Linked DNA regions of Homo sapiens: region 1 is linked to region 2. Evidence: read pairs that join two places in POLR2A ChIA-PET (ENCODE). Cell type or tissue: CD4-positive, alpha-beta T cell. All regions are shown on one strand. Links, peaks and the distances in the headings refer to the core of each region. The heading gives the core; the rest is flanking DNA.

The links. ChIA-PET counts read pairs that join two places held together with the same protein. Peaks named below come from ENCODE experiments on the same cell type or tissue, not always from the same donor. Only the 100,000 strongest peaks of a DNase experiment are listed, where the experiment ranks them.
Region 1: POLR2A ChIA-PET joins it to region 2 with 6 read pairs; 3 of 35 experiments call an interaction of 5 or more read pairs at or near these places.

The regions. Positions count from the first base shown.
Region 1 is chr6:26,392,531-26,407,105 of GRCh38, reverse strand. BTN2A2 (butyrophilin subfamily 2 member A2) reads right to left here. Exons shown (of 8, transcript NM_006995.5): 8 at 12,232-14,575. The coding sequence ends at 14,139. It overlaps BTN3A1 (butyrophilin subfamily 3 member A1), which reads right to left and starts at 4,831. Exons shown (of 10, transcript NM_007048.6): 1 at 4,694-4,831; 2 at 1,458-1,734; 3 at 850-1,197. The coding sequence starts at 1,542. RefSeq lists an enhancer at 4,864-4,923 and a silencer at 8,723-8,812. In CD4-positive, alpha-beta T cell, for the core only: no CTCF peak of the experiment used is centred there; no DNase peak of the experiment used is centred there; H3K4me3 peaks cover 672 bases; H3K27ac peaks cover 931 bases.
Region 2 is chr6:27,145,496-27,162,686 of GRCh38, reverse strand. H2BC12 (H2B clustered histone 12) reads left to right here and starts at 15,832. Exons shown (of 1, transcript NM_001312653.2): 1 at 15,832-16,326. The coding sequence starts at 15,889. The coding sequence ends at 16,269. H2AC12 (H2A clustered histone 12) reads right to left here and starts at 15,581. Exons shown (of 1, transcript NM_080596.3): 1 at 15,125-15,581. The coding sequence starts at 15,558. The coding sequence ends at 15,172. MIR3143 (microRNA 3143) reads right to left here and starts at 15,061; the gene lies at 14,999-15,061. It overlaps TRH-GTG1-5 (tRNA-His (anticodon GTG) 1-5), which reads right to left and starts at 4,560; the gene lies at 4,489-4,560. It also overlaps TRT-AGT6-1. RefSeq lists silencers at 4,400-4,449, 13,366-13,415 and enhancers at 15,195-15,444, 15,775-16,234, 15,489-16,405, 16,825-16,934. In CD4-positive, alpha-beta T cell, for the core only: no CTCF peak of the experiment used is centred there; a DNase peak (open chromatin) is centred at 7,796; H3K4me3 peaks cover 1,166 bases; H3K27ac peaks cover 1,198 bases.

The sequences.
Region 1 (14,575 bases), core at 4,975-12,974, 760 kb after region 2:
TGACTATGATGGATCATGGGAAAAACAAGACCACCCCACATCATGTGTGAGCACAGAGAAAAACATGAACATTGTCCAAACCACAGCAGTGACCAAACAACCCCCATCAGCAATGAGGGATTGCTGTCCCTTCATCAATTACAGCTTTAGTCTCACCCTGGTCTCTTTCTTCCTAGATAAGATTGATTAAGGTTCTCACTCATAGAATTAACCTGCCCACACCTTCCTAGCAGTGTCTCATCCAGAGCAGAGGCCAAAGTCTATAAACCCTCCTCCCAAATCCCCTAACACAAGCCCAAATTATATACTAAGTCTGCTCTAACAGCTTCTTACTGAGACTCCACCACAGCTCCCCATGATATGTGTTCTTCCTCACTGCAACAAGTAAGAAACACAGCTCCCATGACTACAGGTGTATTCTAGGGTCATTGGCTCAAGAACATTGGCAGCAGATACAGTCCAGATAGCCCAGTCTTCTAGGGCCCACAATAGCATGTACCTAGTGGAGCCACAGAAGCCATCCAGTACAGAACTAAACACGAATGACTGTGTACTAGTCACTGAAGAGATGATTTCTTATGCTTTCTATCCCTTGTCCTTCACTTCCCTTATATCTCTGGTGGCCAGAGGAAAGGAGTTCTTTACTTGAGCATGTAGGGTACAGCAGGAATTCTTCCTAAAGGAAAACCTGTGTCTTACTCAAGGGCCTCAGAGAAGCTAAGTTGGGAGGCAGTGCAGGCAATTGCTAGTGAGCAGCCAGGAGTGTCTGCAGTGCTTTTGCAAGAGGGACTCTGCATCTGCTCTAGATCCTACAGAGAAATGTTCTCAGAACAAAACCTGGAGGCTCACCTGCAACCTTCAGCTCCACCAGGGCTTTTTCATAGAAGTCACCATCTTGGAAATAACACAAGTACTTTCCACTGTCAGAGGCTGTGACGTTGTGTATTCGGAGAGCAGCCTTCCCTGCAGTGATGCCATCCCGCAGAATCGAAGTTCTCCCTCGATACGGTGCACTCTGCCTGTCTTCCACTTCCTTTCCATCTGCATACACGTTCACCACCTGCCTTAGGCTGGAACTCACCCACTTCAGCTCCATGGTCTCTGCACTCATGGTCGGGAACAGGTGACAGGGCAGATCAGCGTCTTCACCCACCATGGCCAGGATGGGCCCAGAGGGTCCAAGCACAGAAAACTGAGCTGTAGGCACAAGGGGGAGGATCTGTCAGAGGGTTTTGGAGTTGGGGTCATGAGAGGAAGGGTGCTTCTCAGACAGGGAAGGCGAGATACAAAGAAACTGGTGGGGGAAACTGATCTTAACAGAAGCACCATTTGTCTCTTAGTGACGGGTGAACCTTCAGATCGGGATGGACTTCAGGTTTGGGAAGGAGTCAAAAGTCCTATGAGGACATAATTAGGTAATTGTCTGCTTCAGAAACAAGCGTGGAATTGTTCCCTACCTGAGTGAGGCATGAGCAGCTGAAGCAAAAGGAGGCAGACACGAAAGTTGAGCAGAAGGAAGGCCAGGAAACTTGCCATTTTCATTCATGCTGCATATCAGGAGATACTGGAAGGTGGGGGGCAGACACTATGACCTGGAAGAAGCTATAGAATTCCAAATGGAAACCTCCACTTCCCTAGAGCTAACTCAAGTATGGTGACCGAAGAAGATCTTTCCTCTGCCAAAAATTCTGTCCTTCAGTGTCTTCACCTTTGAGTCCCAACATTGAAAATCACCTGTAAAAACATGTCTATGTGAAATGCACATCTGTTATTCGATCAGAAAATCCTCACTGTACTGTTTAACAATATTCAGAATCCTATGACTTCCCCAAACTTCCCCTGCCAAGTCCAACCCACCACAATCCCCCTCTGATTCATGCAGGACACTCTTCACTGGGCTCCCTGGTTCCACCGGGGTCGACCGCTGTGGGTGTCCCACACTGTGGACTCCTCAAAGCCCCAACTCTTGGCCATCACCATGGTCAACTCATGGCCTAGTGGACTCCTGGTAGGATTAAGGAAGACTGCTTGGTGGGGGACCTGAAGTCAGTCAGGGGCTGAACCCACCACATTTAATCCAAGGCTAGTGATCACAGAGCTGCAAATAAGACCAGGCCTTACTTACCTTTTCTTTCTTCCCTTCATAAAGTCATTCAACAAATATTTACCAAGCACCCACAAGGGGCCAGGCCCATGATATAAGGGTTAGGGACACAAAGAGGGTAAGCAATAAGTAAAGGCTCTAAGATTCACAAGCTCTTTGGTCTCAGACATGGGACAAAACCATTGCAACTTTATTTACTTATACAATATCATGAAGTGTGAAATTTAGAATTGCACAGTTGGCCCAGCAGTTCCACTTCCTGATGTCAAGTCGAGCAAAGTACTTGCATGGGTGCAGACAGAAGCCTCTGTGAGAATGACACTGCAGCACTATTTTTAAAGTATAAAAATGGTAACCAACTGAACCAGCCACCCATCAGGAGACTGCTTAGAGGAATGACGGCTCATCCCTCGGAGGGAATTCAATGCAGCAGGTAAAAAGAGTTGATTTGTTGTCATGAACCTAGATAACGGAGACACACTAAGTGATCAAAAAACACCTTGCACAACTATACTAAAGATTCAATTGAAGAACAGAAGCAAAGCTATCCATTTCTGCATAACTATTTATGTAAATGCCTGAAAAACTCAAAAAAGACGCATGCTAATCTGAAGATCAGAGGTTAGTGAGTGAAGGGACACTTGGCCTTTTGTTCCCTTTACTTTTAAAATATTGGAATGCTTTAAATTTAAAACTTTTCGTGTATTACTTAACAATAATTATTATGAGTTACAATAGTGACGGGAACATATTAGCTGCTCAGTAAATACTAACTCCTCAACAGTTTCTTCCAAAACAAAGGAGCATGAGGCCTGCAGCCATAATCCCTCTTGCTGTGGGTCTGGGAATGGCCTCTGAGAACAAGATCTGCAGAGGGAGGTGGGGAGGGATGTAAAGGAAACAAGAGAACAGAGATCTGTGCAGCCGGCCATGCTTCACCCCTGCCTGGATCTTGCACCCACCCAGAGTAAACAATGCATTTCACCACATCTTTTGCTCCTCGAAACTGCTCTTTATGTTGCTATAGAGGGGGTATCATTTTTATTATCATTTTCCCTGAGTTAACAATTTCTCTGCTGTCCTTAGAATGAGACATAAGTTTTTCTTCTTCATAAAGGATATATTTTTTTTCCTGATTATAGTCAATATTGCAAATGAAAAAAAGCATAAAGGAATACAAGTTTAAGTAGTGGTTCATGCCTGTAATCCTTGCAATTTGGGAAGTTGAGATGGGAGGATCCCTGGAGCCCAGGAATTCAAGACCAGCCTGGTCAACATAATGAAACCCCATCTCTACAAATCAATCAATAAATAAAATAAAATATCTATAGTAGTAGTCATATACTTTGGTAGTGAAAAGGTAAATATTTCTGGAAGTATTTTGACCATATATATATAAAGGGCCTTAAAAAAAGTTATATGCTTTGCTAAGGAATGGCTATTAAAAGAAAAAAAAAAGGTGTGTGCTTTGACCCAAATGTTCCACTTGTAGGAATTAGTGTTGCAGAAAAAAGAAAATCAGGAACTAAGACAAAAATTTATGTTTTAGGCTGCTCAATACAGTAAAATCTACAATAGCCAAATGCAGAAAAGAGAAATAGTCCAAACTAGGGAAGTGTTTAAAAATAATTTTAAAGGCTGGGTGTGGTGGCTCACGCCTGTAATCCCAGCTCTTTGGGAGGCTGAGGTGGGCAGATCACCTGAGGTCAGGAGTTTGAGACCAGCCTAGACAATATGGCGAAACTCCGAATCTACTAAAAATACAAAAACTAGCTGGGTGTGGTGGCGTGCACCTGTAATCTCAGCTACCCAGGAGACTGAGGCAGGAGAATCACTGGAACCCAGGAAGCAGAGGCTGCAGTAAGCCGAGAACATGCCACTGCACTCCAGCCTGGGTGATAGAGCAAGACTGCATCTCAAAACAAACAAAAAAATTGTATATTCATACAATGAAATAGATTGTATCCATTGGATAGCATTCGTTAGGTTTGGGGGAAATGATGAATAAAAGGAAAAACACATACTGTTCCTAAAAGATTTTAAAACAAGGTTTAATGTATGGATCTAACATTGCTAAAATTATAAATAATTGCCCTTCATTAAAAACACGATTCCTAAAGGCTGCATGGAAATCTCTTTTATGATTGAACCATGCATTGTTTGTCTATCCCCCGCCTGTTGTATATGTATGCTGGTTCAGGTTTTTCTACATTTTTAATACTTCTGTAATGAACAAATTTACATATGAATCTATAAAGGACACCTCTTTTTAGAATCTCTTAGAATAGATGCCTTGAGTTGTCCAGAACAGATTTTAAAGATTGTTTGCCCTTTTCTGACTACAATACGTTCTTAAGAACATGCAATTAGACTATTTCTTCACCAAATCCCAAACTCTGCAGGTCTTTATTCTTTGCACTACTTCTCCCCTTTCCATGTGTCCACATGTGTGCGTGCGCACCCCCTCAGGCACACACCCCTTTCTCTGGGTGAGTACTCTCCCTGCATGCCCACTCACCACTCTCAGCGATTCAGCCCCTGTCCTCCCAGGCATTGTGAACCAGGCTCTAATCGACTTCCCCCACTCACCTCTTAGCATTCCCCTCTGAAAATCACAGCCCACAGAAGAAAGGCAGTTAATAGTTCTCCATTCTTTCTACTATGGTTAAATCTCCTTCTGGAAGAAAGGAAAAAGAAAGCAGAGACTGTCGGGTCATCGTGAGGAATAATAACAATCTCTCTTTGGAAGAATAAGTTTTTTGATTGGCTCAGAGGTGATGTTTCTCATCAGTTGCTGGGCAGAAACCACTGAGGAAGGCTGAAATGAAAACTGAAAGTACATTGAATTGTACACGTTGAAGAAAAATTCCTGCCCTACCTCCCTTACTGTTTATCTCTTTCATTCTTGTGTGTATATACGTATTTCTATATAGTCACTTGTCTTAAGTCTTTTATCATAATAGAAATATCAGCAGAACACAATGGGAAAAGATTTTAATGTGGTGAAGAGAGAAAGATGAGCACTAATTAAAATGCTACTGTGGCAGTTTGCTAACATTTGCTTGCATGAATATGGGTACATGGAGGAGGAGGAGATTTTACTACAGAGTCAAATAAACGTATGAATGGAAAGAAAACCAGACACAATGCACTTTTTTTTTGAAACGGAGTTTCACTCTGTCACCCAGGTTGGAGTGCAGTTGCAGGATCTTGGCTCACTGCAACCTTCGCCTCCCAGGTTCAAGTGATTTTCCTGCCTCAGCTCCTGAATAACTGGGATTACAGGTGCTCGCCCCATGCCCGGCTACTTTTTGTATTTTTAGTAGAGACAGGGTTTTGCCATATTGGCCAGGCTGGTCTCAAACTCCTGAGCTCAAGTGATCCTCCCTCCTCAGATCCCAAAGTGCTAGGATTACAGGCTTAAGCCACTGCACCCGGCCCACAATGCACATTTTTAAGCACCTCCAGCATCCAGGCTTAGGATCTGTTATCAAAAAATGTAATTTTTCTGGCTTCCAGAGGCAGTGCTGCTTGACACGTTTTACCTTTTTCAGCAAATTTTTAGTGCAGGTGTTTCTGAGCATCTCCATTCACCCTCAGCTCCTGTTCTGTGCTACACTGTATTTTCCTGTGTATTTGTTTCTCCTGCTGCCAGTGGAGTACATATTCTCTGAGGCCAGACTCTAGATAAACTGTGAATGCTGTCTCTGTAAGATGTCTATAAAACAAATTGGTTCTTCCTGTGGCCTAGGACCTCAAAACAGACTTTCTGGGATTGCAAGTCAATGATCGAAGTTCCTAAGGCTAAGATGTGACTGGGGCTGATGCAATTTAATTATATTGTAAATGTTTGAATTTAGACTGTGTAGTATCTGATTGAGATGGCTGGTCCCTTCTGCATCATGCATTCCCCCTTTCTTCTTGGTGATAAGGCCTAATTTTCTTAGGTACTACAACGTTCTTTTCCATCTGGTAGATAGCAGAGACCAAGGGACAAAGTTGGAACCAGTGTTTTGTAGGTGACAGCTGTGGGCTTATGCTTCTCCAAGAGATCCTTCAAAGGAGGGGCCAAAAGAGCTGGGAGTGTGAGGGTACACTCTCTGTACTTCCTCTTCCTCTTGCCTGCGATGTAGGCTTTTGACCTGGAGGTGCAGCGGCCCTCCTGGGACCATGAGGCAACCTTGACATTGGAAGCCACATGCAGAGACAGCAGAGAATGAAGTCAGAAGCAGTCTGGGGCATGAATGACACCTCTGAGGTGCCAGATCAGCCCTGGACTGCAACCACCTGAATTGATTTTACATGAAAACAAAACAAAACAAAACAAAAAAAACAAGAAAACCCTTGTTTTGTTTAAGCCAGTGGTATTTCTGGTCTCTGTTATCAGCAGAAGTACAAAATTTTTCCCTCTCCCTTTTTCCTCCCCAGCAGTTTGTCATAAAACTTCTAAAACATAAAGCAAAGGTGAAAGAATTTTCAGTGAATACCAATTACCTACCATGTAAATTGTATTGATAGAGTTAATATTTTACTAAACTTTCTTACTTTATTATAATCCATATCACTATTCATTCCCTATCCATCCATCATCCTTATTTATTTGTTCATTTGCTTCTTTTCTTTCTCTTTTTTTTTTTTTTGAGATGGAGTCTCGCTGTGTCTCCCAGACTAGAGTGCAGTGGCATGCTGTCGGCTCACTGCAACCTCCACCTCACAGTTTCAAGCAATTCTCCTACCTCAGCCTCCCGAGTAGCCGGGATCACAGGCACCTGCCACCACACCCAGCTAATTTTTGTATTTTTAGTAGATGGGGTTTTGCCATGTTGCCCAGGCTAGTCTCAAACTCCTGACCTCAGGTGATCTGCCCACGTCGGCCTCCCAAAGTGCTGGGATTTCAGGCGTGAGCTACTGCACCTCATTTGCTTATTTTTAAATTCATAGTCTATCAGAAGCTGTGTTGCTTGAAATTATATCAGTAAGAGTGATCACCCACCCTTGCCTGAAGGATCCAAATCACTTTGACACAAAGAAGCAGCTGAGGTGCTAAGCTTCAGATTAGGAGTTTCTGGGCCCAATAATTCATATCTCTCAAGTTTGTAGTTTCCAAAGTATCAGGCCCCTTGCTCCATTTCTCATGCAGTCCTTCACACAGAACTCTGGGAAAGAAATCTTGGGAAAGAAATGGATGTGAAATGGGGCAGAAATGAATTCAGTGATTCAACAAATTTTTATTGAGAACCTATCATCTAGTAGTTCTCAGGCACTGAAGTTCAAAATTAGTGAGTAGAAGTTGCATAATGGAGTGGATAAGAGCACTAATTCTCAAGCTAGGTGGCCTGCGTGACCTTGAGCCAGTTACCTAACATCTCTGTGCCCAGTTTCCCTATCTGTAAAATAAGGACAGTGATAGTACTTGACTTCTTGGGTTGCTGTTGTGAGGATGGAATGAGATAATGCATGCAGTTTGCTTACAACAGTGTATCAAAAAAAAATGTCACAAGAATGTACACTTAGTGAAAGTGTACTCAGCCCTCCTTCAAGACCTAGGCCCTTGATGCTATCTTCTCTTTGTCTTTTACAAGACCTAGTGCAGTGTCCTGCATGCAATAGGTGTTGAAAAATGCCCAGAAATCCGTCTCCTTTGTTTAGTTAGTCTCATCAACAAATGTCCATTTCTCATGGATATCATGCTACCTCTTGTTGCCATTAAGAACTCTCATGAACACACATTTTCTTTATGCTGTATCTAGATATCTGTCAGCACATCCAAGGCACACTGCCTTACTATCTACTGTCTCGAGATTTTTTTTTTCTATGTTCATCTGTTCTCATTCACAACTCATTAGCCCTGGAACCCAAAGCCGGTTAACTAATTACTCAAGGTCTCTGTTTATTCATCTGTAGGGCAGAAATGAGATCTGTTCCATAAGTTATTTAAGGAGCAGTTAGCACAGGCCCTGCAAGTAGTAACCCTCAATGAATTTCATTGTCTTCCATTCTGAAAGGCTCAATTCTGATCCCTGCATTGATGAGTCCTAAATCCACTTCCCCTGGAGACAACATCAACAGATGTCTGCTGTGGAGTTGGAGTTTTAGTGGGAAGGTGAAGGGAAAATATCTGAAAAGTTTGACATGAGGAAATGTGTATGTTTAAAATAGAAGTGAGGTAGGTGCAGGGAAGATGGGAGGAAGGAGGTGCCATTTACATTGTATTCTATGGGATGATGTCTGCTGGGGTTGCACAATATATCCCATCCTCATCCGGTGGGCCAGATGTTAGGAGATAGGGAGACCAGGAAGGAAGCTACTGTGACAGTCTAGGCAAGAAATTATGGTGGCTTGGCAATGGGGGATAGGAGACTTTATTGATTACTAACTTTAATACTAGGAAATACTTACATAGAACCTGCTACCATGCTGGTATTGTGCTAAGAGATTTACATGTATTAATACGACTCATGACAACCCTAAGAGGTAGAAACCTTATTTCGCACATTTAATAGATATAAAATCTGAGGTCCAGAGAGGTTAAATAACTCCCCAAGGCCACATGAGTAGTTTCTTTCTAAGCTGGGCTTTGAGTCCAGGCTGTCTCACTCCAGAGTCTGTGATGAAACCACTGAGCTAGACTATTGAAAGGAAGTATAAATAGCAGGGCCTGGCTATCAGTCAGAAGTGGTAGGTAAAAGAGAGCATGAGAAGGCTGAAATGACTCTTAGGTGGTGTCACTCATTCAGTTAATGATGGGTAGGCAGGGTTGATGGGAATTTAGTTTTGGACACACTCATTGTGAGATGTCTAGTGGGCATTCAGGGAATGCGTGGGGCTGGAGACAGAAATGCAAGTGCTGGTGGGAGTCTGCTTATGGGATAGAGCTTTGAAAACGGATTGGACCCCACAAGAGCATATGTGGTGTGAAAAGAGAGGCCAAGACGAAAGCCTAAGGAATATCAGCAGTTCTGGAGCAAGTGAAGCAAGAATTCTGAGAAAGATCTCCCTAGGAGCAGGGAAAGGCCAAGAAGAGGGCCCTGGGGATTGATGAGGCAGACGCCACATAGGCAGGAACACCTACTCAGGCAGGTCTATGAAGAACTCAGTGTTGTCCATAAAGGAAGGACAGAAGTGTATAATGACAAGCGAGGCCCAGTGTCTCACAGCTATAATCCCAGCACTGTGGGAGGCTAAGGCAGGAGGATCGCTTGAGCCCAGGAGATCAAGGCAGCAGTCAGCGATGATCACACCACTGAACTCTAGCCTGTGTGACAGAGCAAGATCCTGTCTCTCTAAAAAGGAAAGCACGGGGGTGGGAGGGGAAAATAGAAATGTGTAACGGATTTAATGGTTGGGAAACCATTAGTAACTGATAGAAACAATGCTTATGGGCTGAGAGTAGTGGCTCTTGCCTGTAATGTAGCACTTTAGGAGGCTGAGGCGGGCAGTTCACCTAAGGTCAGGAGTTAGAGACCAGTCAGGCCAACGTGGTGAAACCCCGCTTTACTAAAAGTACAAAAATTAGCTGGGCATGGTGGCACAGGCCTGTAATCCCAGCTACTTGGGAGGCTGAGTCAGGGGAATTGCTTGAATCTAGGAGGCAGAAGTTGCAGTGAGCCGACATCATGCTGCTGCACTCCAGCCTGGACAACAGAGCAAGAGTCTATCTCAAAAAAAAAAGAAAGAAAGAAAGAAAGAAAAAAACAAACAATGTTTATGGTGTGGTACAGCAGTGGCCATCATGATGGCAGACAGTCCCTGATGGCCATGTATGTGTTCTCTTTCTGAGACTTTGCTTGTATGAAAGTAGAGACCTAGAGAGAGGTTAGCATGTTTGTATTGCCCAGGGAAAGAGGAAGCAGGGCAGTTACAATGGGAGAACATTGAGCTTCTTATATGATGTAGCCGATAGAGTCTGGAGTGGACCCCTTATGATTACTCCTCTTGCAGTTTGCAGCCTGTACTTTCCCTGAGTGTGAGCTGAACCTGTGGCTTGCTGCTAACCAATAAAATATGGTAAAACTGATGGGATGTCCCTTCCATGACTACACTATGTAGTGTAAGACTCTCTCTTGCTAGCTGACCCACTCTAGAGGCTCTGTCTTCCTAGTTGGCTATGAAGAGGAAAGTAGTCATCATGGGGATCCACACAGCAGGGAGCTGAGGAGGCCTGTAGGAGCTGAGAGCAACCTCCAGCTTCAGCCTGCAAGGAGTTGGGGCCCTCAGTCCTACAACTGTAAAGAAATGAACTCTGTTAACAACCTGAGTGATCTGAAAAGAGGACTCTCCCACAGTCGAGACTCTAGATGAGGCTACAGCCTGGCCAACACCTTGACTTTTGCTCTGTGAAGTTCTGAGCAGAGGAGCTCACTAAGTTCTGCCTGGACTTCTGACCCACAGAAACTGAAATGATAAATGTGTGCTGTTTTAAACCACTAAGTTTGTGGTAATTTGTTATGCAGCAATAGATCACTAATGCATTAAAGTGAAACAGGCATGACAACAAACATGCAGATAAAGAAGATAAAGAGAAAAACTTGTGTTTCCAGCCCTGACCCGTTGCCTGGACTACACATTTATTACTGACCTGCCTACTCTGCATCTCCACGGGGATCTCTAGTAAGCTCCTCAACCTGAACGTATCCAAAACTGACCTTGGATTCTATGCTGGCTCCTCCCCTGGCCTCCAAAACCTGCTTCTCCCTCAGTTTCCTCATCTCAGTAAGTGGCAACTCCATTTGTACCATTTCTTAGGACCAAAACCTTGTGGTCACCCTTGATGCCCTCCTTTTTCATACCCCACCTGTAAGTTTATCAGCAAAGCCTTTTTACTCTGTCTTGAAAATAAATCCAGCATCATAACATTTTCATGGCTCCTCCCTGGTACAAGTCATCTGCATCTTTCCCCTGGATCACTGCAGTAGCTCCCAGCTGGGTCTTCAGGCCTCCATCCACCACCCCTACCCACAGCCCATCTCAGTCTAGCATGTGAAGTAACTTCTTAAAATGTAAGTAAGTCCAGTCCTTTTTCTGCTTTAACCTTCCTGTGGCTCCCCTCTGAGAGGTAAAGCCCAGGTCAGCATGATGACTTTCAAGGCCATATATGATCTGGCCCTCAACCCCCTCTGGCCTTGTCACCTCCTAATCTCCTGATCACCCTGTGTGCTCTGCCCACCCCAGCCTCATTGCTGTTCTTCACACAAACCACAGTGCTTCTGCCTCTGTGCTCTGGCACTGCTGTTCTCTCAACTTAGAATGCTTTTCTCCCAGGTATTCTGTGCCTCACTCCCATTGCTCATTACCACTCTTTTAGAAATTGTGATTTCCTATATTCCTTCCCCTGATTTATTTATCTCCTGAGCAGTTATCATCATCCAACACACCATATCTGTTACTACTTATTTTGTTTTCTGTCTTCTACAATGATAAGGAATGGGACTTTACACTTTGTGCACTTCTCTGCCCCCAGTACCAAGAACACTGATTGGCATGTAGTTAGTACTCATTGATTTTTGTTGAATGAATGAATGAACTGAACACAGAAGTCCTAAGGGAAACTGGAGAGTGAGAGTCCAGGGTGTGGATGGAGAATTAGCCTGACACAGGGGAAAGGATACCTGCTTCTTAAATCAGAGAAAATAGATGAGGAGGGGCAGGAGCAGGTCAGGGCAGCAGCAGGAAGTTTGGAATCTCCTCCTTCTATTTTCTCTCTGAGGTTGAGGGAGCCCTAATGAATGTCATTAGTGTCCTTCCAAAAGAGACCCTACAGATCTATCTTTATCCTTTGGCATGTGAACAAGTCTATGGGCCCTCACCACACACCATTATGCTGGGGTGTTGATCTTAGATTTCCCAGCCTGCAGAATTGCAAGAAATAAATTTCTGTTGTTTACAAACCATTCAGTCTTGGTGATATTTTTGTTATAGCTGCCCACATAGACTAAGACATACACATTAACACAAACAACCTTGCTTTCCATCTTTACAAATCAGGTATTGAAAAAATCACTCCTGATTCTTTCAATATTGTGTCTATTTGTAACTGCAGTAATAAAATTTTTGATTACTTAAATTTTTTCAGTCCAACTGGATTACTGAATTGTCTAAAACCTAAAATACTACCATTCAAGCTAGAATTTTAGATGCCTCATTTTATTAGTCAGGGTTCTCCAGAGAGACAAAATCAATATGATATAGATATAGATATAGGCATAGATATAGATGCACATACAGATATAGATGTAGATACAGATCTATGAGCAGGCATTTATTAAGGAGATTGGCTCATGTGATTATGGAGGCTAAGAAATCGCACAACAGCTCATCTGTAGGCTGGAGACCCTGGGATGCTGGTAGCATGGCTCAGTTTAAGTCTGAAAGCCTCAGAACCAGGGAAGCTGATTGTGTAACTCTCAGTCCAAAGCCAAAGGCCTGAGAACCCAGGGCCTCCTGGTACAAGTCCTGAAGTTCAAAGGCCGGAGAGCCAGGAGTTCTGATGTCCAAGGGCAGAAGAAGAAGAGTGTCTCAGCTCCAGAGGAGAGAAGAATTTGCCTTTCCTCTGCCTTTTTGTTGTATTGGGCACCCAGCCAACAGAAGGAGAGAATTTCCCACTGACTCACTTGCCAATCTCTTCTGGAAACACACTCACAGACACACCCAGAAATAATGTTGTACCAGCTGTCTAGGTATTCCTTAATCCAGTCAGGTTGACATCTAAAATTAACCAGCACATGGATTAACTTCCAGGATCCACTATTCTAGTTTCAAAATGTGGTTTTGGGATTCCTAGAGAGAACTCTGATGTACTCTTAAGGAGTCCCCAGTGTTAATAATATTTTCACAATAATAATAATGAAACATTAATCGTTTTTCATCTCATTCTCTCAGTAGTGTGCAGTAAAGTTTTTTTGAGCTAACATGACCTATGATATACCAATAGGTTTAATACAAAGGCAGATATGATAATACAAATATCTCTTATTAAGCCAGACATGAGATCTGGAAAAAGTTAACCAGTGTCACACTTTTTGTTTTTTTATTTGGACACAATAGATTGCTTTTTCACAAAACATCCTATCTACATTAACCTATAACTGATTTATTAATGCTATTTTAACATAAATTAAAAGATAACATTTTAAATTTTTGTTTCAATGTCAAATGTCATAAATATTAACCCAAATAAACAAAAGCTCTTTAAAGTCCTCAATAACTTCTAAGTGTCTAAAAACATAATTAGATCAGGAAGTTTGAAGCCACTGGTGTCCCCATTGAACCTGAATGCTGACGTAGACCTGGTCCAGTACTGCCCTGCTCGACCAGGACCTCAAACCTCAACCACACTCAGGGACTAAGTACTGACCCCTTGTTTATTGCAGGGACATCTGAGCCAAACCACATCCACATGAGTCCATGTTCTTCATTCATCTTCATCCCAGGTCCAGGCCTGTGGGTGTGTGCTGTGGAAATCCTGGGGTTGGGTGGAAATGAGCCATCATCTCCCAGGACCCTTTAGCTCTTATGGTGGGACTTAGCCATCCTTACAACCTTGGTCCCTCCCAGCTCTCTGGTTCCACTTCCTCTATCTCTGATCTGCATATCTGGTTCCCTCTCCCTTCTGGTGGTCCTGTGGATTCCTCTCTCCTCTCTCATCCTGGTGAACCCTGTTGGCCTCATTCCAAGTCCACAGCATCTGGTGCCAACTGGCATATTGGGCTTAATGTGGTTATCCTGATTTTAAACAGTAGGTTCGCTGCCCAACAGCTTCTCTCACTTTCTTTTTGACTGGGAGCTATGAAACAACTAGTTCCCTATGCCTGGATCCCATCCCATAATTACAAGCAAAGGAACTACTAAAGCCACAGACTAGTGAGGAGGAGAAAACTGGGGCAGAGGGCTGGAGTGGGTGTGAAAAAGGCAGCTGGAAGATGTTCTCTTACGTGACCAGAGGGGAGGAGGGCGTGTCTTTCATTAGGGGGGTTGTGCGGTGGCTGCTGAGATGGCCAGGGCTTATCTGCATGGCTGTGAGTCCAAGGAATTGATTCTATAGGCTCTGGTGGGTCCCCACTCTGTGAAGTTTCAGGCCCTCTTCAGGCACCATGACCCCACTGGCTCCTGTGAGTGCAGGGCAGATGAAGATGGGGCTGTCATCAGACCCTAACCTGAAGAAGGGCCTCACAGGCACAGTAAAGGCTGAACGGGGACATGTGTAGATGTGCGATCTGTCCCTCATGTTGTAGAAGGAGACATCTCCAGCTTCATAGTCCAGGAAGACGCCCACCCGGCAAAGGGACTCCTTCAAAGGGAGAATCCTCTCAGGGGAGGACAGGGCCCGGTATTGGTTTCCAAACATCTCCAGGGTCCAGAAGCCATTCTGAGGAATCAGCAGGACCTCCCCTTTCCTCTCAACACTGTGTCTGCAGACCCCCACAGTCCACACCATCACGTTTTCCACCTCCACCTCCCAGTAATGTTTCCCTG
Region 2 (17,191 bases), core at 4,693-12,692:
CTGAAAATGATGGCTATCAAGGTTAAGAGGCTGGAGACTGAACGTCTACAACAGAATTTGAAATGTTACTCTCTACTATGTATTACAAGATTTTTTTTTTGTACAACTTGTATATCCCCAGTCTTACCTGTCATCAGCAAACCCATTGCTTTTTACCAACAGAAACTTTATTAATTTTTCCCTTCATCCCAACCCTTTCATATTGTGATGCAGTTACCTGCAAGGGACTCTCCATAATTGTGCTAATCGCTCAATACGGATTTCACAACCTATAAATTCCTTAATGCATTTTCAACATATGTATTTGCAACATACTATTGAAAATATAAAATTGAACACGTAAGGCCCCGCTGGGATTCGAACCCAGGATCTCCTGTTTACTAGACAGGCGCTTTGACCAGCTAAGCCACAGGGCCCCTGTTGGGCATATGTTCAGATATATCGTATTTATAACATTTTTGTAAAATGTATCAATTTGACAAAAGTGTACTTAATTTTGTGACAAAGAAAGCACATCTGTGTTTCTGAACCAGCAACAAAGCAGCAATTCCAACACTAAAAAAAATACTTTTCTTCAATGCAAGATTTCAGAATTTATTTCAAATTGAAATGAGTGAAATTTCTATTTCATGGTGACTATCTCCCCCTACAGGAAATATTGGATATCGCAACATATTTTAAATTTATTTCTCTGTTCGTGCATTCATTCTGTCCACAAATGTTGAGTCATTACTGCATTTCAGGTACTTTTCTAGGTATTGGAGAAAGAACATTGAATAAAACAGCAAAATTTTCTTCCATTATTGAATTTATGTTCTACAGGGAGATAAAACAACAACAAAAAACACCCCAAAACAAACTAACCAACTAAAAAAATCCAACAACAAACAAAAACACAAGTGATATGGAAACCAATCTCTTTACCGCTGGGTTATAGAACCCACGACACTACCTTCTGAGCTAATTCACTGCAATTGAGTAAAACCATTATGCTTCCTTCTATTTTATCTAATCTGGCACAAGAAAGTGAGCCTAGACGAGGACACAGTGATGTCGTGGAGATCTGTGGTCACCCTGCTTCCCACTTACCCAAACTAGGCACCTTGAGACCCTCTGTTTCAAAGACAGCTTTGGTCTCAACAGGAGATCTGCTGTTAGAAACAATGAGTTAGGTGTACACAGGGAGTTCTCCTGGATGGATATCTTTGCTTCTGTCATAGTCTTGTTCTGCTCATTTGCCTGCTGGGTTAAAATAGACTCAATTTCTAGACCCACATAGATTGTAAAACTGCGTGGATGATACAGAGAAGTAGAGAACAAAGTAGAGTACAATGTGATAGCCCTCACAGGATGCTGTGGGAACCTCTCACTTGGGCCTCACAGAGTTGCATGACCTTTTATCTCAGGTTCTTTGTCAGTTTAATGAATGCAGAAGGAGTCATGGAATGTTTAGCTGAATGCAGCTTAGCATGGGGAAAAGCAGATGAAACCAATATCCTGAAATATTTAAATAACTGCCTGGTGCTTTGCATATGCATTCATTAAGCATCCACAAAATGCAAGACCCTGGAAAGATGAGAAATTACTTAGGTTGAGGTTGAGTTTTTATTTTTTAACCAAGCCTGGTGTTGCTTCTGATTTATTTCCTGTGGGTCATGAACCTCTACTCACTACCTAGCTAATCACAAAGCCAGGTTATACCAATTTTTCAGCTTTATTGGCTGAGGTTTTTTGTGAAGCTTAGTTATGTATTCCCCGACTTCTGTTTCTCACTGACAGGTGTTTCATAAATCTTGGTATGTGTAAAACCCTGGAAGAAAAGCCCTTTGTTTCTCCTTTTGGAAATCTTTCCAAGATACAAGCAGACATTTCAACATAAAGTAGGTGCTGGAGTGGTGTGGCTACAGATAGATTGCTGCACCCTTGAGAGAAATTAACACTACGAAACCCCTGCTTAAAGTGTTTCATCCGGATTTCTGCTGACATTAGAAGGAAAGTTCTTTTCCTGATTCCCTGACTTTTGGGGCTATTCTTTCTAGAACCTACCTTTTCCCACAACATCTGTGTCTTCCCTAAACTTATGGCCTATCATAGCAAACATTTTGGCCAACATCCGCCTTATAAAAAGCCTTGCTCAGATCTTCAAATAAGCCTCAATACTGAGGACAGACAAAACCCTTCTTATTATTGTTAGAACTACCTTATCAGCATCAAAGAAGCACAGGATTGTAGTCAAGTTAAATAGATGCTGAGTCTGGTACCAGTCTTTGCAATATTACTACTGCATGAAGGCCTTCCACCACTTAAGTAGCAATGATATTTATTTATTTAGCTCCAAAAATGGCTTATTTTATTATTTTGTTTGTTTGTTTGTACCTTACTGAGCTAGTGCCATCATGCATTTACCACCCTTAAATCTTTAGAACAATCTTAGAAGGTGGTAACTTTCATTAATTTCCATGGAGAGATGAGAATGATAAAACATAGAAATATTAAAAAGTCATTTCAAGACCATGAATGCCATAGGTAGAGTAAAACAGTTTTCTTTCTGAAAATGTGGTTGGCAGACTGTGTAAGATACTTCCATACCAATATTAGTGCATTCATAAAATGCAAGCTTTTAATCTCACAATTCCCCTGTTTATACCAGATTTCTAGCAATGCTCACTCAAAGCTGCAAAACATTATTGTGAACCAGAGAACTTCACACCTCTAAGATAAACATGTGCTTTGCACTGAGTATCATATGGTACACGCCAAGCAAGCTCTCTACTTTTCGAGCAAATCATACAGCATGGGTTTTATTGAGCCCTATTACTCACTTGTCACTACAATTTTATTCTGTAATAGATCTAGGACCCTAGCTCTCTCACTAAGAGATAGCCTCTGAGTCAGAGTCCATAGATTTCTGCTACTCAGGCCAGTAAGATCTGAGAAAATGTGTTCTGGAGAATTGCAAGATCAAAATGTTTATTGCTTTAGCAGTTTTATCATTCACTTGTGGCAAAATAATTGACAAGAACTGATCCTTTAGGGTCAATACATACTTGATCCCTGTCTTCACTCTTGTAAGACTGAGTCAAGATAAAATAGACTAAAAAGAAAATTGAAGTAGAATGTGATACAAGTGAACATGAATAACCACTACAAATGCTATTAAATTACTGAGAAGAGGCCTAGAACCTGACCTGTTGGAGAGATGATATCCTACAGTATAAGGCAGCTCAGCTCAATTACAATATCTCTGAGTTTCAGAATCCATGTCAGCTGGATGGACAGTTGGAGAAGAAATGGGGGCTATTTTAGCCCCAAGAAGGAAAGAACAAATCTCTTTTGCTGAAATTTTTGATAAGTTGCTAAAAGTATGAGTATTCTTTTTTTTTGAGACCGAGTCTTACTCTGTCACTCAGGCTGGAGTGCAGTGGTGTGATCTTGGCTTACTGCAACTTCCACTGCCTGGGTTCAGGCAATTCTCGTGCCTTAGCCTTCCGAATAGCTGGGACTACAGGCCTATGCCACTATGCCAAGCTAATTTTTGTATTTTTAGTAGAGACGGGGTTTCACCATGTTGGCCATGCTGGTCTCGAACTCCCGACCTCAGGTGATCTGCCCGCCTCGGCCTCCCAAAGTGCTGGGATTATAGGCATGAGCCACCACACCTGTTTGAATACTAACCTTCCACCAGGGCCAGGAGGGACGAAGTGCCATTAATGTGTTCTCAGAGTGCTGTGCTACTAACTAGAACTGGGCTCATGGAAGCGCCTCTGGGGATCTGCCTGTCTCCAGCCACCTCCTACTGGTCCTAGGTAGCACCAACTACTTCTTTCCAGCCACCTCCGTATCTCAGATCAGCTCTCCTCCACTCCCGCCTCACCCAGTCTACTTGGCTCTTTAGAACTCATTCTAGAAACTGAACGGGCTAGAAATGGGGGCTGTTCTTCTGGGCCATTATTCCCCCCCACCCAAATTCCTTCAATTACTCAAATTTCTTTAATTTTCTCCAGATGATCAAAGGTTACAGTTTTTCAGCATTGGTCCAGCTAGGATACTTAGAAACGCGTGATTAATAATTTGTCTTTTGTGTTTTAAGAAAGATCTCCACAACAAACCTGGATCCCCTTTTGAACAGTCCTTTCCTCATGCCTACCAGTGTTTGAAAGTAAAAGTTTTCCATTAAAAAAAAATTACCTCAGTTTCTTCACATACAGCCAATGCCAACAAGACTGTAGGGCTTGGGTAGGGTTGGGAAGAGAATCTTTGGAGAGGGGAAAAAAAAGACAAGGCAACAAGCGTAGACACTCTCTGCTTGGCTGACTGGTTGGGGCACCATGATGAATACTAGTGTTTTTTGTGTACAGATTAGATCGTAAGTCAATTCAATTTTGCAAGGGTTTTTCCGAGACTGTCTCCACTCCAGTATGTTGAAAAATTGAGGCGACGTCAAGGTACTGCTCAGTACGTTGAGAAATTGAGGCGACATCAAGGTACTGCCGTGACTCGGATTCGAACCGAGGTTGCTGCGGCCACAACGCAGAGTACTAACCACTATACGATCACGGCACGCCACCAGAGGCCGCTGCTTGTGGGGCTCTTCCTTTGCTTATTTCCCAGAAACGTCTGTTTTTGTCATCTAAAGAATGGTGCAGTCTTTCGTCCTTATTTACACACCTACCCAGTTTACTTCCTTATCCACTCCCCGTCCCCAATATTTTGCTTATGGCAAAGAAGCCAAAGGTAACACATTAAGTTTCATTATATGGAATTTTCCCAGCGTGGTGGTTGTTTTTGGGGGTTGGTAATACTGTGCTTGTAAACTCATTATTCTCACTTCTATCTCCAACCCACGCATGTTTCTTGCTCAGTTTAGCAGTGTGGTCCTCAGATCTTTGGCAACAAAAGGAAGAGGGCGCTGCTTTGAAGTGGACCTGCCAGATCCCATTTTTTGCCAAACTAGTCAGAATCTTCGGGGGCTTGGCATGGAATCTGGCATCTCGACAGGTGCCAGAAGTGAGTTTCTCATCACGAGGAACTATGTGGCTTCGTCCTGACCCAGGTACCTATGAGAAGCCAGTGAGGCGCTCGCGCACTCAGCCTGCCCACCTGAGCCGTCAGGAAATGTCCGGCGGCGCTCGCACCTCAGAGTGAAATTTCTTTCTCCCTTTCATACCTAGTTTGCCAGAAGAGGGAGATAAAAGTGCCTCTCCTGTGGCTCCAAAGCTCCGTGGGACTTCCCTCCTGCCCCGCTTGCTGTTTTAGGAACGTAGCCTCTAGAGTCAAGGTCCTGGTCGTGTTTTCCCCTTGATACCAAATGATTTTCTTTCTGTAAAATCATTCTGGTCTTAAACTCCTGAACTCAACTGATCCGCCCCTCTCGGCTTCCCAAAGCGCTAGGATTACAGGAGTGAGCCACCGCGCCCGGCCTCTTCTCTTTACCTGGTTAAATTTGTTTAATGCTTCAGCTTCAACTCAAGAAAGCTTTTCAAATCAAGGAAGCTTTTCTTGACCTCCCGTCTCCACGCAACACATGGTTCCTTGGTTTTTTTTTTTTCCTTCCCTCCCTTCTTTCCCTCCTTCCTTCCTTCCTCTCTCCCTCCCTCCTTCCCTCTCTCTTTCTTTTCTTTTCTTCTTTCCTTCCTTCTTTCTTTCTCTCTCTCTCATTCTCTTTCTTCCTTCCTTCCTTTTCTTTCTTTCTTTCTCTTTCTTCTTCTTTTTTTTTTTCTCAGAGTCTCGCTCTGTTGCCCAGGCTGGAGGGCAATGACACAATCTCGACTCATTGCAACCTCCACCTCCCGGGTTCAAGCGATTCTCCTGCCTCAGCCTCCCGAGTAGCTGGGATTACAGGCGTAAGCTACTACGCAGGGCTAATTTTTGTATTTTTATTAGAGAGGGGGTTTCACCATGTTGGCCAGGCTGATCTATAACTCCTGACTTCAAGTGATCCACCCGCCTCGGGCTCCCAAAGTGCTGGGATTACAGGCGTGAGCCATCATGCCCGGCCACTTGATTCTTTTTCACTTTTCCTTTAGTGCTCTTATATCAGTTTGTAATGTATAATACCAGAGTTATTTGATTAATGTCAGCCTCCATCCTCCCGCTCCATATGCCCCAAGACGAGGAATATCTATTTTGTTCAATAATCTATCACTAGGGCTCCCCATTTGGTAGGTTCTTTATCAATATAGTTTGGCTGCAGAATGAATGAATGGGTGGGCAGAGACTACCATCCAAAGCTCTATGAAAGCAACTTCTCCCAGCAGCATCTGGCCTAGTTCAGCAGGCTTGCCTTTTGACCTTTGATGGGAAAAGATTGGTAATAATTTAAAGAAAGGTTGGGAGGTCAAGACAGGAGTATTGCTTGAGGCCATGAATTTGAATCAAGTTTGGGCAACATAGTGAGACCCTGTCTCTACAAAAAAAATAAAAAAATTTAACCAGGCACAGAGGTGCATGCCTGTAGTCCCCATTACAAGGGAGGCTGAGGCAGGAGGATCACTTGAATCCAGGAGTTTGAGGTTGCAGTGAGCTATGATTGTGCCTCTGCACTGCAGCCTGGGCTACAGAGCAAGATCCTCCCTCTAAAATAATAATAATAAATTTAAAAATGAAGGGAGTTCAAAATTACCCCTGCAGCTATCCATAATAAAGCTTCTCAGCAGAGCCAAAATAATGTGCTTAATTTCCTAAAATTTTCTTTATCTCCTTTCCTCTGTCTGGATTACACAAAAGTATTCTAATTACTAATAGGTTTACTGAATGAAGAATTACCTGTTTCCTAGCATCATTGTTATTATTATTATTATTATTATTATTATTATTATTATTTTATTTTATTTTATTTTTTGAGATGGAGTCTCGCTCTGTCGCCCAGGCTGGAGGGCAGTGGTGCGATCTTGGCTCACTGCAACCTCCGCCTCCTGGGTTCAAGTGATTCTCCTGCCTCAGCCTCTTGAGCAGCTGGGACTACAGGCGCGTGACACCACGACTGGCTAATTTTTTGTATTTTTAGTAGAGACGGGTTTTCACTGTTTCAGACAGGATGATCTCGATCTCCTGACCTTATGATCCGCCCACCTCCGCCACCCAAAGTGCTGGGATTACAGGCATGAGCCACCGCACCCAGCCCTAACATTAATTTGTTTGATCAGGGAAGTGACCTAAGGGCTTTCTCAGTCTCAAAGACATGAGCTCCATCAAAGAAAATGCAGCCAGTAAGAAGGAAATGCAAGCTGCCTCTGTCTCAAGTCTCTTTGAGTTAGATCTTTCCTTTTCCTTTGCTTAGGGCCTTCCCCAACCCCATTTAGAAAGCTGCTGTGAATGAAAGTGCTTTTCAGCATTTTCTGCTGGGATGTTTTTGGAAATTGGGTTGATCTGCATGTGCTTCTCCATAAAAAGAGGGAAAAGCTGTATCTTTGATGTCATAGGCCTAGAAAAAGGCCTCTTTCCTTGTGCTTATTTTGGAAGGCCATTTTGAAGATTTCATCTGACACATTCACTACAGTGATTCTGGGAAGAATAAGAGACAGGCTGGCACAGTTGAACCTACCAGTTCTACCTTTACCAATGCCATGCACTCTTCTACTTCTGAATTTCTAAATTTTCTGTAAGAAATAATTAAAAGCCCTCTTTCTTTCAAGGGCATAGTTCCAGCAATATTTTCCTCTTTCTCCTGTATTATTAAATAAAATTCTATTTGATCTCTATAGGATCTTTCGCATCAGCATTCAAAGCTGCTTTTATTTCTTTCATCTGAAAGAATTGTTCTCTTGCTTTCACTTTTCCTTTCTGCTATTGATAGTACTGTCTTTCAGTTTATAGCCATATTTCCTTGAAGTGTCATCAAACCCAAATCTTCTTTCATCTCATTTCTTTATTACACTCCTTCATCTTGCTTTCTTCTTCAACACTCCACTTAAACTGATCTTTTACATTTCACTAGTTGAAATGGCTATGTTAGTCCTCAACTTATATGATTTCTCAACACTATTTGATACATTGGATTTCTACCTCCTCTTAGAAACTGCTGTGGTCTGAATGTGTTCCCCAAAATTCTTATGTTGATAGTTAATTGCCAATGTGATAGTATTAATAAGTATTAAAACAGTGGCCAATATGTAGAGCCATCTCTCCATATCTAGAATGCACATGTCTGGGACTCAAGAAGTAGAGGTGTGAGTGGCACTTCTCATTATTCCTCAGTGATCCATTCAGACAATTTTGTATCCTATCCCTGTGACCTTGATCGAGCTCTGAGGGAATGGGTGTCTTTGTGCCCAGTGGATAAATATTTCCACTAGAGAGCATTGTCACCTTTCAAATCAATTGAAACCTGAAAACTGCTTCTGGCCATTTTAGTCTTTTCATGCCACTGAACCAATATGCAGGGAAAAGTGTCCCTCTACTTGGAGTGATTGCTTCCAGTTTCTAGGAGGTAGTTTGGTGTCTGCTGTACAGTGGAGGTTAAAGAAAACAAAAAACAAACAAACAAACAAACATTACTAATCCAGAGAAGTCTCTAAATGTTTTTTGCCCACAAGCCATGGTCAATTAAAAATTGTGACAATGAGATAAAGAAAAGATCACAAGGACACAGATCCCACAGGAATAAAGGCATATTTTATACTACCATGTAAAGAATTCAGCCAACATGCTGACAGAAGTCAGGATAACAAGAAATGAATTTTATTTTTATTTATTCATTTATTTTTGAGATAGGGTCTCATTTCATTGCCCAGGCTGGTGCCCAGGCTGGGGTGTAGTGGCATGATCATGGCTCACTGCAGTCTCAACCTCCCGGGCTCAGGTGATTCTCCTACCTCAGCCTCCCCAATAGTTGGGAGTACAGGCATACACCACTATGCCTGGCTAATTTTTTGTATTTTGTGTAGAGTCAGAATCTCGCCATTTTGCCCAGTCTCATGTTAAACTCCTGGGCTCAAGTGAGCTGCTCCCCTTAGCCTCCCAAAGTGCTGGGATTACAGGCATGAGCCACCACACCTGGCCTAAGAAATGAATTTTAGAAGGAAGCTGTGATTACTAACCTAAGCCTTATGATCAGCTACAGAAGCAAGGTTCATAACAGCTTTGTATTATGTTAACTAAGTACTTCTCACTTTTTACCCCAGTACATTCTAGGAAGGTGAAGACTAACATTTTAGTTTTAAAGTAGGATTATGAACAAACTGGCATCACCCCCATGAGCTGGCTGTGATTTCACAAATTCCATGTTGGAATGCAATGCAGACTTTTCACTTGAGAAAAGGATAGTACATGCCAAAGGGCAAAAGGGATGGACTGTGCTAGATATTTACTTTTGCCAGCCTAGATTCACTGTCCTCTTCTTTTTTTTTTTTTTTTTTTTCTCTGAGACAGAGTCTCGCTCTGTCACCCAGGCTGGAGTGCAGTGGTGCAATCTTGGCTCACTACAACCTCTGCCTCCTAGGTTCAAGCGATTCTTCTGCCTCAGCCTCCCAAGTAGCTGGGATTACAGGCGGCCACCACCATGCCCAGCTAATTTTTGTATTTTTAGTAGAGACGGGGTTTCACCATGTTGGCCAGGATGGTCTTGATATCCTGACCTTGTGATATGCCCACCTCGGCCTCCCAAAGTGCTGGGATTACAGGCGTGAGCCACCGTGCCCGGCCCACTGTCCCCTTCTTTCATCCTGTGTCCCTAGGAGGCTGATCTATACATGAATTTGATCCTTGTCCTTTGGCTGCTGGTCAAATTTGGCTGATGAAAAGTGAAAATATGTCAGAGAGAGGAAGGAGTTCTTTCTGTTTCCAGATTTCCTTTCCTCTCATTGCCCCTTTGGGCCTAGGTGTGGTAATTACTTATATATGGTATTAGCTTCAAAATACTGCACTATCTCTTGTGGCTTCCTAACACCTTGCTCACTTCTTTTTCAATCTTCAAGCACCCAATTGGTTGTTGTTGTTGTTGTTGTTGTTTGTTTGTTTTTTGAGACGGAGTCTTGCTCTGTCACCCAGGCTGGAGTGCAGTGGTGCAATCTCAGCTCACTGCAACCTCCGCCTCCTGGGTTCAAGGTCCTGCCTCAGTCTCCTGAGTAGCTGGGATTACAGGTGCCCACCACCACGCCTGGCTAATTTTTTTGTATTTTTAGTAGAGACGGGGTTTCACCATGTTGGCCAGGCTGGCCTCGAACTCTGGACCTCAAGTGATCTGCCCGCCTCGGCCTCCCAAAATGTTGGGGTTACAGGCATGAGTCACTGCATCAGGCCCAAAGTACCCAATTTGAAGGACTAATCTCTCCTGATGGGACACTGGCTGACATATTGACCTCTTTTAGCTTATATGCTGCTGTGTTTACAGATATTAAATGAAAATACAAATAAGATATTTACTTTCAAAATATAGTCATTGACATGGAGTTTAAACCCATAAGAACAGATGATCTTAGCCAAAAGGCTGAAAACACTTGGTCTTAGCCAAAAGGCTGAGAAGCGGTGATGATGTGGAGTTTAAGAACCTGATCTGGGCTGGGCGCGGAAGATCACGCCTCTAATCCCAGCACTTTGGGAGGCTGAGGCCGGCAGATCACGAGGTCAGGAGATTGAGACTGTCCTGGCTAACACAGTGAAACCCCATCTGTAGAAAAAATACAAAAAACCTAGCAGGGAGCGGTGGCACGCGCCTGTAATCCCAGCTACTTGGGAGGCTGAGGTAGGAGAATCACTTGAACCCAGGAGGCGGAGGTTGCAGTGAGCGAAGATCGCGCCACTGCACTCCAGCCTGGACTACCGAGCAAGACTCCGTCTCAAAAAAATAAAAAAAGAACTTGATCTGGTAAACCCAGAAGGCATAACGAGAACTAAGAATAAGAGAATACCTCATTGAGGAGGTGCCATATTATGAAAATTGAAGAATGAATAGGAGTTACCCAAGGAGAGGCTGGTAGGACAAACACTCTGGGCTTGGGAAATCGCAAGTGCAAAGCTACAGGAGTACCAGATAGAATCAGACAGACCAATCCCTGAATACACTTTCTAATTCCAGTCCGTTAATTTTATTAAATCTTACAGCTTCAAGTAAATTAGAAAATGCACTGGTTTCTTCAAAAATGGCAATTTTGCTGTGAATAGAAAAAAGTTAGCAATTCTGCTGTGAATAAAGTTAGCTTTTAATAAGTCAAGCAATATCAACGTACACCAGCAATTTTACCTCCTTTTTTTTTTTTTTTTTTTTTTTTTGGTGTTTTCCTTTGTGTGATTCCAAGGCATATTTGGGATCTCAAGTTGATTTACTGATGGCCAGTTCTGAGTCCAGATACCAGTCAGCCTTGTAAACAATCACTATTCCTCCCAGGTGTTTACTATTACACATAGAATCTAGCTTCCCAGGTAAGTGAAGCCATGTCAATAGTTAGCCTGATATAAAATTATATTATTCCGTCTTTAGTTAAGCACCCTTCATTATCCATAATCACATATATTTCCCATATTTTGTCATTGTTAATTATTTAAATCATGCAGCTCCTCTGGGGTATAAACCTTCACATATTTTTAGATGTGACTTTACTATTTTGATTTTCTCAGAATTATTCCTTACAAGGAATGCATGACAACGACTCCATCTGTAATAGGTATGAAGATGAGGGGGAAGGGCGGAACTGAGGAAAAGCATGTATGTATGCATTTTAAAAATTGTGTGTGTTTTAAAAATATATTTTTTTAAAGTATATATTTTAAGTGTGATTCCCATTTTCAGGAATCTTTAGCTATTCACTTTAAACTATTGTAAACACTGTTTGAATAATTAAGTCTAGTTTTATTCTTTCTCATTTGGTATCTATTAATTCAGATATGATCATGATACTCTTCTGGTAGAACCTTTCAACATCTCCCTTTAACAATTCTTACCCAAGTTTCTATATACCTTAGACTAAAGCACATGAGACCAGATAGTTAAGAGAAGGCAGTTATGTGTGTGTTCCATGTTGAGTAGATAATATTCTGATAGCTTTTTCTCCTACTAATTGAGAATCTGATTGGATAAGTAACACCACACTTTCTTTTCCAAATTAGAGTCCAAACAATACCCACCTCAAAAGGTTGTGAGAAATAAATAAGCACATTCATATTGCATATGTAGCCCATAAGTGGTCGGCACCAAATATCTCTTATAGGTGTTTTTTTTTTTTTTTTTTTTTTTTTTGAGCTGGAGTCTCACTCTGTCACCCAGGCTGGAGTACAGTGGCACAATCTCGGCTCACTGCAACCTCCGCCTTCCGGGCTCAAGCAATTCTCCTGCCTCAGCCTCCCAAGTAGCTGGGACTATAGGCAGCTGCCACCACGCCCGGCTAAGTTTTTGTGTTGGGATTACAGGCATGAACCACCGCACCCAGCCTAAAATGTGTTTCCACCTGGTTTCGAACCAGGGACCTTTCACGTGTGAGACTAACGTGATAACCACCATACTACAGAAACTCATTCCATGGTTTTTTTAAAGGTTTCCTCTCCTCTCTTTTGAGCCTCAAATATTCATTCTGAAGTTTCTTCAGTATGGGGCAAAGCTGGATTATTTCTCAGTACAGGAAAAGTAAAGAGATTTGCTGAATCTGGGGTAGGAAAAGTTAGTGGAAGAATCTCCCATTTCTTTTATAATTGTTTTCTATCACCTTCCATGTGCAATGATTGAGGCATTTAAAGCTCTTACAGGAGTATATCAAACTAATAAAGATTTTTAGAATGTCTGTACATTTTCTTATTTCTCTAAAAAGAAAAGACCCGCCCCTCCCCGGCCTTTAAATTCCCTGATGAAAGTAATTACAGGCTCATGCCTGTAATCCTGGCACTTTGGGAGGCCAAGGCAGGCAGATCACCTGAGGTCAGGAGTTCGAGACCAGCCTGACCAACATGGTGAAACCTTGACTCTACTAAAATTACAAAATTAGCCGGGAGTGGTGGCACACACCAGTAATCCCAGCTACTCAGGAGGCTGAAGCAGGAGAATCGCTTGAATCTGGGAGGTGGAGGTTGCAGTGAGCCGAGATCAGGCCATTGCACTCCAGCCTGGGCAAGAAGAGCAAAACTTCATCTCAAAAAAAAAAAAAAGAAAAAGAAAAAAAGTCAAAGAGCAATACCAGCTATGCACTTATGCATGCTAAAGTCAGTCTCACAGATACTATCATAGACCTTACTTAACATTGATATTTATATTCATGTTAATATATGTCATAGACATGGAAATACACTGCCCAGATCCTCCTTCAAGGAAGGGCTTGCAGCCCAACTGCAGAGAGCACAGTTAGCAGATAGACACCAGCTGTTAGCTTCCTCAGTGTTTGCCTCAGCTGCAGAGCTCCTCCCCACTCAAGGCTGCATCCTTCCCCGGGCAGTCCTCATTCAGTGACCCACAGAGGAGTTAAAAAGGGTGGTCTAGAGCCCCTTTGGCCCAATGTGGGGGCAACTTGACAGGCATACTGGCTCCAGAGCTCTCCACTGGGTTGGTTGAGCATTTGTCTGGCCTGTATCATAGTTTGACATTTTCCTTTGCCCAATCCTATTTCCTTCACCCCTTCACAGATATTGAGCCCTAATAAACATTTTGCATCCCAAACTCCATCTCAGCATCTGTTTATCGAGAACTCATATGTCACTACATTATAATTTCTCGTTCTGCATCTCTTGCATTTCTTTTTCAATTGGGCTTCTGCATGCAAAGACTGGGAGTAGCAAACAAATCTATGTGTATTGAATTACAAACTATGTCCTCTTAAATCTTTGTGAAATACATAAAGTTAATACTATTTTTTGGTGTCTTTTTTAAGTGGCTTGAATTCCGTAGAGAAAAAATAAAGATGTATACATGTAATATTTCAATTAATATATATCCTATCCCCATAGGCATAGAGAGCGTAATGGGGCCCTCCATTTTAGAGAGGAGATAAACAAAGATGACCTCTTTATAGGTGTTACTTGATCAGAGACCTACATAGATTGAAAAAAAGTGAGAAAGGTAGTTATCAGGGGAAGAGGGAATTTAAAGTGCAAAGGCCTTAAGACAGAAAATGTGTTTGGCATTTTGTGGGAATAGCCAGAAAGCCTTGAGGCTATGAAGTAAAAGCAGGCCAAGTAATATCAAGAGGGGGTGGGGCGGAGGAAGGAAACTCATAGGGCTTCCTAGGGTAGGTAAATTAATGTGGACAAGCAATCAAAAGCAATAGCAATCCCGATCTAATAAATTTGATAATACAAATTAGCTAGACAGAAAAAGCTATGTTGTATCCTAAGCTACTACAAGAGTGCATTAATACACCTGCTCCAAAGAAATGGGACTAAGGATTTACAAATATGGGATTCAGGAAATTCTGCATCCCATATTCTCCTTCCATCGGAATCAAATTCTAATGCAAATGAGTCACTAGACTTTCATCACCTGGGTAAAGTTACTCTTAAGAGTTAGACCACTTAAGAATCAGGCTGCCCTTTCTTGCTTTTCAAGAATACTTAGAATTGCAAAATTTGCCTTTAAAGAATGGCAAGTATATCCCATTTTTATGGCTGTTTGACAACACTATTAATGTAATAGAATTATTACACTGGAGGCCGGGCGCTGTGGCTCACGCCTGTAATCCCAGCACTTTGGGAGGCCGAGGCGGGCGGATCACCTGAGGTCAGGAGTTCGAGACCAGCCTGGCCACCATGGTGGAACCCCGTCTCCACTAAAAATACAAAAAAACTAGCCGGTCGTGGTGGTGTGTGCCTGTAATCCCAGCTATTCGGGAGGCCGAGACAGGAGAATCGCTTGAACCTGGGAGGTGGAGGTTGCAGTGAGCCGAGATCGCGCCGCGCCACTGCACTCCAGCCTGTTGGAGACTCCATCTCAAAAAAAAAAAAAAAAAAAAAAAAACCACTGGAATTAGTAAATAGATTTCAGGGATTTGTACGTTTGATTTCACTTATTACCCCTGCTGAATAAGCTTCTCCGGAGTATCCTACAACAACTTTTGGGTCTTCATTGCTTTCCAGTGGGTTAATTTAGAAACATTGTAAAGAGTTGCTCCAGCCCAACCGCGAAAGAAGCGCTTTACAATGTTATCTAGCGAAGCAAACATGAAGTGAAACAAACATGACTGTGTCCAGCTTTCTCTAAGACAGTGTAGAATGGCTCTGAAAAGAGCCTTTGTTTTCCAGTTTTCACAACCTCGCTCCTTATTTGGCCTTATGGTGGCTCTCAGTCTTCTTAGGCAGCAGCACGGCCTGGATATTGGGCAAGACACCACCCTGCGCGATGGTGACTTTGCCCAGCAGCTTGTTGAGCTCCTCGTCGTTGCGGATGGCCAGTTGGAGGTGACGCGGGATGATACGGGTCTTCTTGTTGTCGCGGGCCGCATTGCCAGCCAGCTCCAGGATCTCAGCGGTCAGGTACTCCAGCACCGCAGCCAGGTACACTGGCGCGCCGGCTCCAACCCGCTCGGCATAATTACCCTTGCGGAGCAGGCGGTGCACTCGGCCCACGGGGAACTGAAGCCCAGCCCGAGAAGAGCGGGTCTTGGCCTTGGCGCGAGCTTTACCGCCTTGCTTGCCACGTCCAGACATACTGGTCACAACTTACTGAAAGTAGCCAACGAGGAAAGGCAGCGCCTTTTATAAACACTATTGGGCGCGAAAAAGAAGATATGTCATTGGTTAGGGTTGTAGCTTAGTTTTAACCAATGGAAGTACGTCTTTTGGATTTGCAGATTGGGTTGATTGGGTATAACTAACCTCTGACGTCACCCTAATAACCACCAATCAGATACAGGACTTTCACTCTTCACCTTATTTGCATGAGAGGTCCTATATAAAAACGACTCCTGGTACCTTGCTCCCATTACTTCCCGTTTTCTCGATCTGCTGCTCGTCTCAGGCTCGTAGTTCGCCTTCAACATGCCGGAACCAGCGAAGTCCGCTCCCGCGCCCAAGAAGGGCTCGAAGAAAGCCGTGACTAAGGCGCAGAAGAAGGACGGCAAGAAGCGCAAGCGCAGCCGCAAGGAGAGCTACTCCGTATACGTGTACAAGGTGCTGAAGCAGGTCCACCCCGACACCGGCATCTCCTCTAAGGCCATGGGAATCATGAACTCCTTCGTCAACGACATCTTCGAACGCATCGCGGGTGAGGCTTCCCGCCTGGCGCATTACAACAAGCGCTCGACCATCACCTCCAGGGAGATCCAGACGGCCGTGCGCCTGCTGCTGCCCGGGGAGTTGGCCAAGCACGCCGTGTCCGAGGGCACCAAGGCCGTCACCAAGTACACCAGCGCTAAGTAAACTTGCCAAGTAAGCGTCTTAAAGCCCAACCCCAAAGGCTCTTTTAAGAGCCACTTAAATTATCGATATTAGAGCTGTAAACACGTGTTCCTAATCCAGGCTTAAATTCGGGCGATCTTTTTAAAGGGATTATCATGATCTTATCACACTGAGTAATGCATGCAGTGCTTGTAATCGAGTCTGGCTAAGGAGAAGCCACATACACTTTGTTAGTACTGAGTGAGGAATATGGCGCCTAAAAAATTAGGGATGTGCAGGAAACTTGTGTTAACAGAAAGTGCTTCCTGGCTCTTGGCGCGAAAATGGATACTTCCGTTGTGTCGAGTGCTGTGACTTCCTGTTAGAACTTGTTGAAAGCCTATTGTGTCACGTGTACTTTCCACCATGTAATGGCGTTCTAACGTGAGTTTATATATTAGTAAATTTGGTTCCCGATGGCGTTCCAGTACGTATGGCTTTCGCTCGAGCAGTTACCTTATTTAACCTCTTCTAGGCTGTACCCAGCTCTGCCTTGCTTTGCTTCCCCCTCACCCCCTGATTCCATCTCTGCAGCCCACGGGACATCGGGAAGATGCCAGACCACCAGGCAGGATAGTCTGCAAGGGTAAGGGGAGGAGCACAGCTTTTCTCAGGAGTGAAGAAACGGAACATGAAATCATCACGGAGATTTTTGGAATAGTTTACTAGTTTTTAAGGCATGTTCAGCGTCAATTGGTCCAATCAGTAATTTTTCCTTTTGACAAGAAAGCTTATAGAAAAGGAAAATGAAAAGCAAGTAGATTCAGAGGGGAGACAACAGACAGACTAGAGACAGTCCGCCCCGAAGCAAGAAGTTGGAGTAGAGGAGAAGGGAACTTCCCCAGCAGCACAGGGTTTGAGCTAAGTGTTAGGTGGTGGGTTAGAATTAGGTGGTGGGTTTTAT